2 separate regions of the Homo sapiens genome follow, and region 1 is linked to region 2. Evidence: read pairs that join two places in POLR2A ChIA-PET (ENCODE). Cell type or tissue: OCI-LY7. All regions are shown on one strand. Each heading gives the region's core, and the rest is flanking DNA. Links, peaks and the distances in the headings are about the cores only.

Region 1 (6,222 bases), core at 644-5,643, 180 kb before region 2:
TTGAGTAGCTGGGATTACAGGCATGTGCCGCCACACCCGGCTGATTGTGTATTTTTAGTAGAGACGGAGTTTCTCCATGTTGGTCAGGCTGGCCTCGAACTCCTGACCTCAGGTGATCTGCCTGCCCCGGCCTCCCAAAGTTCTGGGATTATAGGTGTGAGCCACCGCACCCGGCCTAATTTTTTTGTTTTTATTTTTAGTAGAGATGAGGTCTTGCTGTGTTGCTCAGGTTGGTTTTGAATTCCTGAGCTCAAGTGATTCTTCTGCCTCAGCCTCCCAAAGTCCTGGGATTTCTGGTGTGAGTCACCATGCCTGGCCTATAGCTATTTAAAGTTGCCGTACTGGCCAAGTACTGTGGATGAGGTGGTGAGGCGGGTAGACCATCTGAGGTCAGGAGTTCGAGACCAGCCTGACCAACATGGCAAAACTGTGTCTCTACTAAAAATACACACACACACACAAATTAGCTGGGCGTGATGGTGCGTGCCTGTAATCCCAGCTACTCGGGAGGCTGAGGCATGTGAATGTGAACCTGGGAGGCAGAGGTTGCAGTGAGCTGAGATGGTGCCACTGTACTCCAGCCTGGGAGACAGAGTGAGACTCTGTCTCAAAAAATAAAAATAAAAAATTGCCCTACTAACGTAGCTTTTTTTTTTAAGTGGTTTCTTTTTCTCTCTTAAGATTTATCTTTCTATTTCTCTTTTATTTAAAGTAATAGTAGTCTGGGCACGGTGGTTCACACCTGTAATCCCAGCATTTTGGGAGGCTGAAGCAGGAGGATCACTTGAGTCCAGGTGTTGGAGACCTGTCTGGGCAACATGGTGAGACCCTGTCTCTACAAAAAAATAAAAACATTAACTGGGTGTGGTGGCGTGCACCTGTAGTCCCAGCTACTTGCAAGGCTGAGATGGGAGAATCACTTGAGCCCGGGAGTTGGAGGCTGTATTGAGCCATGATCGCGTCACTGCACTTCAGTCCGGACAACAGAGTGAGACCTTATCTAAAAAAAGAAAATAAAAAATAAAGAGTAAATTGAGAGAGCCTTTCCCCTGTTACTTTCTAGGTTACTACAGTTGGAAATATATCTGTTGAAAAATTTTTTTTTTTTTTTAAGATGGAGTCTTGCTGTGTCACCAGGATGGAGTGCAGTGGCGCAATCTCGGCTCACTGCAACCTCTGCTTCCCGGGTTCAAGTGATTCTCCTGCCTCAGCAACCCGAGTAGCTGGCACTACAGGCGTGTTCCACCATGCCTGGCTAATTTTTCAGTATTTTTAGTAGAGATGGGGTTTCACTGTGTTAGCCAGGATGGAAAATTTTTTTATTTGGAAAGGAGAGCTTTATTTCTCATAAATAAATGCCAGGCTGGGAAGTGAGCCTCCAGCCAGAAGCCAGAAACAGGCACTTCCAAGCAATGTATCTTACCCATATTGTAGATAGTAACAATTTGACCTCATATGCTGGTGACCCTGCACTGCTGTTAGGAGATCACTTCTTGGTTCTCTGAGAAATGTAAGAAATGTGTTGGGGTTGGTATAGCTGGGTGTGGTGGCTCACACCTGTAATCCCTGCACTTTGGGCGCAGAGGCAGGAGGATTGTTTGAGCCTACGAATTCAAGACAAGCCCGGGCAACATAGGGAGCCCCTGTGTCTACCAAAACAGTTAGCCCAGCTGCTGGGCAGGTTGAGGTAAGGAGTTTCAAACTAGCAGACTGCAAAGTGGAGGACAGGGAAGGGTATTCCAGGCAGAGGAAGCAAAGGCCTGAAGTCAAAGAAAGCACAGTCAATTGAGAAGTTGTAGTCATTTCAGAAAGATATGAATGAAGGATGTTTACATTATCCAGTTTTTGGTGACTATTGTTTTGCTACTTCACTAGTGTATATTATTGAGATTTGACTATACTTGCTAGAGCACAGAAAGTTAAAGGCTTTATTTTATAGCAATAATTCTCTTTTAAGGTGAAGACATCAGAAATTATACTTCCTGTCCAGAGATTCTAAGGAGAAAATGTAAATTAAACCTGACCTTTGAGTTAGCAAATGATTGATAACTCTCTGTCCTATAAAAAAAAGAAGGGGTGGCCGGGCACAGTGGCTCACGCCTGTAATCCCAGCACTTTGGGCGGCCGAGGCGGGCAGATCACCTGAGGTCAGGAGTTCGAGACCAGCCTGGCCAACGTGGTGAAACCCTGTCTCTACTAAAAATACAAAAATTAGCTGAGTGTGGTGGCACATGCCTACAATCCCAGCTACTTGGGTGGCTGAGGTAGGAGAATTGCTTGAACCTGGGAGGCGGAGGTTGCAGTGACCCAAGATGGTGCCATTGCACTTCAGCCCAGGCAACAAGAGTGAAACTGTCTCAAAAAAAAAAAAACAGAAGGGGCAGGGCACAGCCTACTCCTTTCTCTCTAACTTCTGAATCTTACCATGTTTTGCTTTGTTTTTGAGGAGGGGTATGTATGGAAATTTAGGGTCTTTGTTAAGCTGGTTAGGAGGTTTGAGTTAGAGGGGAGAGAAAGGAGTTCAAGAATGATTGCTACTTTATGCAGAACAAAAAAAATACATTTAAATAACTCATTTCTCTGATCCCACTTACTAAGCACAAGCAAGACTTAACGGATTTTGTTTCAGAGAGACAGTTACTTCAACCAGACAAAGCATTTGTTCAACATTATTCACTGTGTAATATTTGTTGTGTCCCGATTAAGAGCATTGATTTTTGCTTTTTGTATTTCTGAGACACGGATATAGCTGAATTAAATAGAACCCTTCTGTGTGTTCATTGGATAGTACTGGGATTTTTATGTGGATTAAAAGAGAAGAAAAGTGTTATGCGTGGAATAGGAAAGAACAGGTTTAGAAAATGTATGTAGAGTCAGTGGTCATTTCTCACCCATTTTTATTCTTGATATCTCAGTAGCATTTGATACTCTGTTGCACCCTAGCTTCACTTGTCTTCCAGGATGTCACTCCCTTGATGCTGTTCCTGCCTCACTGGTTCCTCCTTCTCAACTTTTTTTTTCTTATTCTTCATCTCCTCACTCTCCATTGGTGGAGTACTCAGAGCAGTCCTTGGATCCCTTCTCTGTCTACACTCTTTTCCTAGGTGCTCTCTTTCAGGACTTTATTTTTTAGAGACAGATTCTCACTCTGTTGTCCAGGCCGGACTGCAGTGGCATGATAATAGTTGACTGTAGCCTTGAATTCCTGGTCTCAAGAAATCCTCCCTCCCCTCCTCAGTGGCTAGTACTACAGGTACCCACCACCATGCCTGGCTAATTTATTATTTTTTTTTTTGTAGAGACAGGGTCTCACAATGTTGCTGAGGCTGGATTCGATCAAGACTTTAAATGCCGTTATTCCCTGACAATTCATGAGTTTACATTATTAGCTTGAATGTCTTTCCCTGAACTCAAGACTTATATCCAACTATTCACTGGATATCTCCACTTGGGTGTCTAATAGTTTGTTGAACTTATTAAAAAACTTCAGAACATCTCCTCTCAAATCTGCATCTCTGGAAGGTCCTCCCCATTTCAGAGTTGCTATTCATCTGTGTATTGAATATATAGAGAGTCTCCCTTAAATCTGTTTTTTCATTCTCTTCATCCAATCCACCAGCAGGTCCTGTCAACTTCACCTTAAGATATATCCAGTATTTAAACACTTCCCACCACCTGCCCTGCTGCTACTGGAATAGCTTTCTAAGTGGTCTTCCTCCTTTTGCTCTTTGCCCCCTCAATCTAATTTTAACAGTGACCAGAATAATCCTTTTAAGTATATATCAGATCAAGTCACTGCTTTGCTGAAAACTGTCACCTGGGTGCCCAGATTAAAATCCCACCTGGATTAAAAGGTAGTGTCCCTACCATGGTCTATAAGACCATGTAGGATTCACACCACTCTCTCCCAGCTGCTCTGACTTCATTTCCTACCACTTCCCCTTGTGCTGTAGCCACAATGGTCTCCTTTGCAGTTGCTCCAGCATGCCAGGCCTTGGGGCCTTTGTAGTTGCTTTTTCTGCCAGGAACATCATTTTTCCAGATGTCAGTATGGCCTTCTCCCTTATCTCCTTCAGGTTTCTGCTCAACTGTCACTTAATCAGTGAAATATACCTTAACTGCCTTGTTTAAAATAAAAGCTATCTCTCTGCCTTCTGCTTTCTCTGCTCCCCTTCCCTGTTTTTTCTGCATAGCACTTGCTATTTGACATATTGTTTATTCATTCATTGTTCATTATTTAGCAAGTATTTATTGAGTGCTGTCTGCTTGTGCCAGGCATTGTGTTCTAGGGACTCTCTACCATAGTTTATTACATGTCACCACCCACTAGAATGTAAATTTCATGATGGTTAGGACTTTGTTTTGCTCATTGCTATAGCCCCACTGCTAGAACAGTGCTTGTAACATAGGAGCTGAATGAATAAATTTATTTAATTATTATTTTTTTTGAAACAGAGTCTTGCTCTGTCGCCCAGGCTGGAGTGCAGTGGCGCGATCTCGGCTCAGTGCAGCTTCCGCCTCCCGGGTCTCCTGCCTCAGCCTCCTGAGTAGCTGGGATTACAGGCGTGTGCCACCACGCCTGGCTAATTTTTGTATTTTTAGTAGAGACGAGGTTTCATCATGTTGGTCAGGCTGGTCTCAAACTCCTGACCTCATGATCCACCCCACCTCCGCCTCCCAGAGTGCTGGGATTATAGGTGTGAGCCACCACGCCCGGCTAATTTATTTAATTTTTATTTTATTTTTTTTGAGACAGAGTTTCGCTCTTGTTGTCCAGGCTGGAGTGCAATGGCGTCGTCTCAGCTCATTGCAACCTCTGCCTCCCGTATTCAAGTGATTCTCCTGCCTCAGCCTCCTGTGTAGCTGGGACAGCAGGCGGACGCCACCATGCCCAGATAATATTTTGTGTTTATAGTAGAGGCGGGGTTTCACCATGTTGGCCAGGCTGGTCTCGAACTCCTGACATCGGGTGATCTGCCCACCTCGGCCTCCCAAAGTGCTGGGATTACAGGTGTGAGCCACTGTGCCTGGCTGACAGTTTCTGTTTAAAGTAAATACTATTTATCTCTGCTTTATTTTGAAAAAAAGTTTCATAATAAGTGTATGGTTTTTTTTCCTAATGAAGGTAATAAAGGTTTTATTTTTAAAAACAAAGACTTTAGAATATTGCTTTTTATAGAGTAACATGTTTCCAATAAATATTTCCCTTTTTCTCCACCCAAGTACTTATCCTGTATTACATGAAGGAAATGAAATAAAAAGACTGCAGCCCCACTCCCAGCTACTCAGTGAGGTGGTAGCTAGGTAAGAAAACAACCCTTTCCTTTTAGATGAAATTGGAACTTAGGAGGTAGTAATCTTTGGGAGAGGCTTAAAGGGATTGATAATGATGATAACAAAAATAATAGTAATGGCCAGCTTTGATGAACCGGGCACTGTGCTAAGAACTTTATGTTGGTTGCCATCTTCTGACAACCATATGATTCCGGTACTATGAGAAGTAGAGCCAGTGTAGTAGGAGTGAGGAGCATAGACTATGGGGTCGGACCTCCTGCTTTGACACCTAAGTTTTGCCGGTAACTGACTGTGTGGCCTTGAACAAGAAAACTGTGCCTCATTTGTACGGATAGTCCCTGACTTACAGTGGTTTGACTTACAATTTTCAACTTTACGATGATGCAAAAGCCATATATGTTAATTAGAAACTGCACTTGAAATTCTTAATTTTGATATTTTCCTGGCCTACTGACACGTTCTCATGATGCTGGGCTGCAGCAACAAGCTGCAGCTCCCACTCAGCCGTGCAGTCATGAAGGCAAACAACCAATACTGCACACTGTACTGTGTTTAATAAATTACATGAGATATTCAAGTTTATAATAGGCATTGTATTAGATGATTTTGCCAAGCTAGAGGCTAATGTTAAGTGTTCTGAGCATATTTAAGATAGTCTAGGCTGAGCTATGATGTTTGGTAGGCTAAGTGTATCAAATATGTTTTTGACTTACGGTATTCGAGATGTAACCTCATCATAAGTCAAGGAACATCTGTATTTGTACAATGAGGATAATGATAATACCTGCCTCCTAAGATGGTGGTGACGGTTAAATGCCATCAGCTATGTAAAGTGCTTAGCATAGTGCTTGGCACATAGAAAGTGCTTACCAAATGTCAGCTATTATCATAAAAATTAAAATAGTTGTTATTCTCATTTAAAAGATG
Region 2 (6,222 bases), core at 807-5,806:
GAATGGGTGATGGTTATTATCTTCAATAGAAAAAGAGCGTTCTTCAAATGAAAAAAAGAAAAGCTTGCCAAAAGACAAATATTAATAGATCCAAGATTTAAAATTAGCATGTTACAAAAGAAATATGGCTAATACATTTAAAAAATATTCATCCTCCCTAGAAATGAAACAAAAATACAAAACCAAATAGTACCATTATTTTACCCATCAGGTAGGAAACTTTAAAACAAATTTTACACTTAATATTTGTACATGTATCTGAAACAAGAATGCTCATACTTTACTGGATAGAGTTGGCTGTTACCTTTTAGCCAGAGATACCAAATGTCTTAAAACATGTATACATGGCCCTTTTAATCTCACTCAGCAATGCCACGTCTAAGTACGGACCCTGAGGAAATAATGAAACATACAAAAATATGTATGTAATGGAGACAGATAGTAGTCACAGTTTTAATTATAATGGCAAGTCATGGGAGGCAAGCCAATGTTTACCAATAAAACATTAGTTAATAAATTATGATACAACCAAGTAGTTACTAAAAGCTAAGTTTCCAAAGAATATTTAAAAGTACTTTTTAAATGTTCACAGTACATAGGAGAAAAAAGGGTTAAAGAAAGAACTGCATACATATTCTGATCTCATAGGTGGGATCAACCCAAAGAAGCCTGGAAAAACATATACCAAAATGTTGAAATTGATTATTTCTGGGAGTAGATAACAGGTGATTTTCTGCTTTTCTTTTACTTTTGTTTTCTCTGAGATCTTTTTTTTGCATGTAATGCTTTTATACTTGCGGAGAGAACCATAAATGGTATTTTTTTGGGGGGGGGCGGGCGACCACAGAAGATAGAAAAATCTAGTTATGCTTTTTCATTCTTCCCATTTTTAGACTACTAACAATCAAGATACTTAAATCTATGTGTGAAAAAAAAAAGAAAATGTCTGGGGAGATTCTTTAGTAATAAAAATATTTATCAAATCTAAAAGGGTAGAAATACTGCTTTATTGGATAAACTTACTTCCAAATTACTTTCATGTTTTTTAAGAAGTCCTAATGAGCATTCAGGAAGAAAACATATACTGCTTCCACAGGAATAAGGACAAATAAAATGGGGTTGACGCCTGCCACAAATGATATTTCCTAAAAGAAAAAAATGTAATATTTAACCTTTCTTCTGTTGAGGCAAGGTAAGTTAACTGCATATATCATAAATAAGATTTTCTTACTTTACAAGAAAGGAGAACTGAGATCCTGTTTTTTGAATGCAAGTTAAATACAAAATACAAAATCCACTCTCTGACCAAGATGAGGGGAAAAAAAATCATCCTTCAACACTTCAATTCTCATGCAATGAAATCCAAAGGTCTGTTGAATCCACCTTTTCGATTCATGTACTGCCTATGATGAGAAGAGAAAATTCATTGTTTTTTTTTAATCCTATACTCCTCTTATAAAAAAAAAAACATGCATCAGAGATGAAAACTATAAACCATCTTTATAATAGCAAAGTCTAGGGTAGAAACTATTCAAGGTAATTTAATGTATATTTAGAGATTATTTTACTTTCAAAATAAACCAAAGACTTTCAGATTTCTTTTAACTCCAGATAGCAGTATTGAAGTTTAATTTTGAAATTATTTGAGAAGATTTACAGACTTAAAAAAAAAATCAATTGAAAATCCTTATTTATTTTAGGTAACACGAAACATATAATTTAGAAATAGAAAAGAGTTCCAAAACAGGCACCCATTGAGCAAATTCAATTGCACACTGTAATGATTCTCCCCCTAAGACCTTATTTGAAGGTAATTTTACAAAAGACTGTCCAAGATGATTCTAGTACCTTAGCTTATAGCATTTTCAATCACATGATTCATAATCTAAATTAACTGGACTATTAATCTTTTATCAGCGACAAAGTTAGAGAGAAAGGCAATGTTTGAAAATATCTTGACTTTTTCATTCATTAAGAATTCAGTGAGATTTCATGTATGGATTGGTTCGCTCCAAAACTGTGGTACAAATAAAATATGCCTATACTTAACAGAAGAATATATTTACAGTTGAAATCCTTACATAATCAATCTAGTTTAGGAGGGATCTATCTTATACCTAAATTATAATGAAATCAAAGCCCATAGACTTGAAATTATGCTTTTCTGAGGAAATTACTATCTATAGTCCTAAAATATTTAAGCCAACTACCCTCTCTCTAATAGCTATTAGCTTACATGTAAATGGGAAAACAATTTTAACACACCAGAATATAAGCAATGAATATTTCATTCAAACAAGGAACAGTATGGAAAACTGCTACATTTCCTACAAACATGATTATCTCATAATAAAGTTTGAAGTAAAAAACTGATTTATTAGTTCAAACATAATAATGGGGGCTATGCATACCTGTACTTCCTCTTCTGAGAGACATTTATGGCATAGGCATTTACAGAGCCATCCACCTTCTTACCCTGAAGAAAAACAATAAACAAACAGACAAAAAACAGGAAGGATACATTAAATCAGGATACATGAAAGCAGGTGTGGTGGCAGTGGCATGTACCTGTACTCCCAGCTACTTGGCGGAAGGCTAAGGTGGGAGGATTGCTTGAGCCCAGGAGTTTGGGACTGCAAGTAGCCATAATCACACCAATGCACTCCAGCCTGGGCAACTGAGCATGATCCAGTCTCAAAAAAAAAAAAAAAAAAAAAAGAAGAAGAAGAAAGGAGGAGAAAGGAAGAAGGAGGAAGGAAGAGGGAAGTAGGGGAGAAGCGGGGGCCGAGGGGGAGGAGGAGAAGGAGAAGCAGCAGAAGAAGCGGCAGCGGCAGCAGCGGAAGGGGAAGAAGCAGAAGAAAAGCAGAAGAAGAAAAGAAGCAGAAGCAGCAGTAGCAGAATAAACAGAAGCAGCAGCAGCAGAAGAAACTGAAACAGCAGCAGCAGAAGCAGAAGAAGAAGCAAGAGCAGCAGAAGGAGCAGCAGAAGGAGCAGCAGAAGAAGCAGAAGCAAAAGAAGCAAGAGCAGCAGCAGCACAAGCAGCAGAAGAAGCAGAAACACAAGCAGCAGAAGCAGAAGAAGCAAAAGCAGCAGAAGGAGCAGCAGAAGCAGCAGAAGCAGAAGCAGAAGCTAGAGCAGCAGCAGCACAAGCAGCAGCAGCAGCAGAGGAAACAGAAACAGCAGCAGCAGAAGCCGAAGAAGAAGCAAGAGCAGCAGAAGGAGCAGCAGAAGAAGCAGACGCAGAAGCAGAACCAGAAGAAGCAGGAGCAGCAGCAGGAGAAGCAGCACAAACAGAAGCAGCAGCAAGAGCAGCAGCAGCAGCAGCGGAAGTAGAGGAAGGAGGAGGAGGAGGAAGAAGGAGGAGGAAGGAGGAAGGAGGAGGAGGAAGGAGAAGAAAGAAGGAAGGAGGAAGGAGAAGAAAGAAGGGAGGAGGAAGGAGGGAGGAGGAAGGAGGAAGGAGGAAGGAGGAGAGTCCAATGAGGCAGAGATAATTTCCAGATCCTATGAGCTCCCAAGTGGTATAACTCTCTGCTCACATTTTTACAATCGTGTATAAGCAATTAATATTCAAACCAACAAACATTCACAGTGTATGTACTATGTGCAAAGCATGCTGAGAAAGTAGGGTAGCAGAATCTAATCTTTTCTGGTCAAAGAATACCTTGAAACCAGATAAAAGGTATAATCTCCAGAAAAACTCACATTCACACAAAATTTAACTTACAACCTTAGCTAATAATATTCTCATATCATGGCTGGAATGGTTGCCATTCATCTAAATCCCATTTCTTGTACAACCCTTGCAATTTTTTGTTCATTTTAAAAATTATTATTTTTTAGACACAGGGCCTCACTGTCGCCAGGTTGGAGTGCAGTGGCGTGATCATAGCTCACTGCAGCCTCAAACTCCTGGGCTCAAGTGATCTTCCTGCCTCAGCCTCCCGAGTAGCTGGGACTACAGGCACATGCCACCAAGCTGGGCTAATTTTTAATTTTTTTTTTCTGTAGAGATGGGATCTCACTATGTTGCCCAGGCTGGTCTTGAACTCCTGGTCTCAAGCAATTCTGCTGTGTTGGTCTTCCAAAGTGCTGGAATCCCAGGCATGAGCCGTTGTGCCCAGCCCAATTTTGATCTTTAAATCAAGAATCAGAACAGAATAACAGACACAAATGCTAGGTTGTTATGTGTTACTCCATCTTGACCTTTCTGAATGTAGCACCCATCCTCTTTTTCACAAATTCTTGTTCAGGTCTTCTGATCAGCCAAGTCAACTCAACATACCCACTTTCCCCCATGTTGTTCCTCATGCCTGAATTGCCTTCCCTGCCTCCAACTTGAACTATCTGGTTATTACCCATTGTTCAAGGCCCAATTCAAACATTCCAGGTGCCAGGAAGTGCCCTCTTCTCTAACTGCTGAAAAATGTTAACTGTGCCTTCCTCACAGTACCCTCTATTTCTTTCTTTCTTTCTTTTTTTTTTTTGAAATGGAGACTTGCTCTGCCACTAGGCTAGAGTGCAGTGGCGCAATCTCGGCTCACTGCAACCTCCGCCTGTCGGGTTTAAGTGATTCTCCTGCCTCAGCCTATCGAATAGCTGGGACTACAGGCATGCACCACTACGCCCAGCTAATTTTTGTATTTTTAGTAGACATGGGGTTTCATCATGTTGGCCAGGATGGTCTTGACCTCTTGACCTCGTGATCCCCCGCCTCGGCCTCCCAAAGTGCTGGGATTACAGGCATGAGCCACTGCACCCAGCCCAGTACCCTCTATTTTCTACCCTATAAAACCATGATGTACATCATAAAGTTATTTTCCCTATGAGACTGCAAGCTTCTTGATGGAGGGATATGTCTGAGAGTCACCTTTGCATTCTCACATCCTAGGTCACTGCACTCCCAGATATTCAGAAAATGACTTAGATGAGTATCATCAGCTAACGTCGTGACACATACAAGTGACCCCCACCTCCTCCCTCTCCCATTACTACTTATGCAAGATTAGCCTATCTGTGTAGTGTACTTAATTAGATATTGGTGTCAGGGCAAAGACCGATTCTGACCCACTGGCCAAAAGGCATACACAGACGAACAGTATATTTGAAGTGGGGCTAAAATAAATGTATTTGGTCTTACTTTTCTATTCCTATTTTCATGTATTTTTTTGGAGGTGGAAGGTAAGTCCTGAACAAATTACTTGTGAGGTATATGATTTTGAACTCCCTATAATAGGAAGTAAGCATGACTTAGAAAGACTGGTCTTGGGCACAAAAAAGTAAATGATGATAACCTTTTTACAAAGTTCGATTCCTAAAGGTTTACTGATTTCTGGAAACTATTTGCAGAATTGCATATTATTAGCCCTATCCTCATTTATTTACATGCTGGCATAGAAAATTATCCATTAATAAACAAAACCAAACTTTGAAACCATCTAGAAAAATGTTATTGAAGTAATTGCAGTTTTAGCCATTATTTTCAATGGCAAAAACTGTAATTACTTTTCCACCAATCTAATAAGATGAAAGGGAAAAGCCAAGCACATTGCTGTGAGGCTACAGTCCCAGCTACTTGGGAGGCTGGGGCAAGAGGATTTCTTGAGCCAAGGAGTTTGAGTACAGCCTGGACAACATAGGAAGACTCTGTCTCTTCAAAAATAAAAAAAAAAAAATGGACTGAGGCAGGAGGATTTCTTGAGGCCATGAGTTCAAGACCAATCTAGGCAGCACAGCAAGACCCTATCTCTGCAAAAAATAAAAACATTATCCTGGCGTGGCGGCATGTGCCTACTCTCAGCTACTCCAGAGGCTAAGGCAGGGAAATTGCTTCAGCCCAGGAGGTCAGGCTGCAGTGAGCCATGATCATACCACTGTACTCCAGTATGGGTGGCAAAACAAGACCCTGTCTCTAAAAAACTAAAAAATGAGGCCGGGCGCAATGTCTCACGCCTGTAATCCTAGCACTTTGGGAGGCCAAGGCAGGTGGATCCCTTCAGGCCAAGAGTTCGAGACCAGCCTGGCCAATATGGCGAAACCCCATCTCTACTAAAAATACGAAAATTAGCCAGGCGTGGTGGCAGGCGCCTGTAATCCCAGCAACTTGGGAGGCCAAGGCAGGAGAATCGGTTGAACCCAGGAGGCGGAGGTAGCAGTGAGCCGAGATTGCGCCGCTGCACTCCAGCCTGGACAACAGAGCGAGACTCTGTCTCGAAAAAATAAAAT

What was found. ChIA-PET counts read pairs that join two places held together with the same protein. Peaks named below come from ENCODE experiments on the same cell type or tissue, not always from the same donor. Only the 100,000 strongest peaks of a DNase experiment are listed, where the experiment ranks them.
Region 1: POLR2A ChIA-PET joins it to region 2 with 19 read pairs; 35 of 35 experiments call an interaction of 5 or more read pairs at or near these places.

The regions. Positions count from the first base shown.
Region 1 is chr2:70,076,383-70,082,604 of GRCh38, reverse strand. It overlaps PCBP1-AS1 (PCBP1 antisense RNA 1), which reads left to right. Exons shown (of 11, transcript NR_033872.1): 4 at 1,115-1,235. It also overlaps a transcript of ASPRV1 not described here. Among named protein-coding and RNA genes, the nearest start is that of PCBP1-AS1, 7.5 kb to the left of the region's middle. In OCI-LY7, for the core only: no CTCF peak of the experiment used is centred there; no DNase peak of the experiment used is centred there; H3K27ac peaks cover 948 bases.
Region 2 is chr2:69,899,435-69,905,656 of GRCh38, reverse strand. It overlaps SNRNP27 (small nuclear ribonucleoprotein U4/U6.U5 subunit 27), which reads right to left. Exons shown (of 6, transcript NM_006857.3): 5 at 2,412-2,476; 6 at 421-1,403. The coding sequence ends at 1,349. Among named protein-coding and RNA genes, the nearest start is that of SNRNP27, 8.6 kb to the right of the region's middle. In OCI-LY7, for the core only: no CTCF peak of the experiment used is centred there; a DNase peak (open chromatin) is centred at 3,046; H3K4me3 peaks cover 2,637 bases; H3K27ac peaks cover 2,970 bases.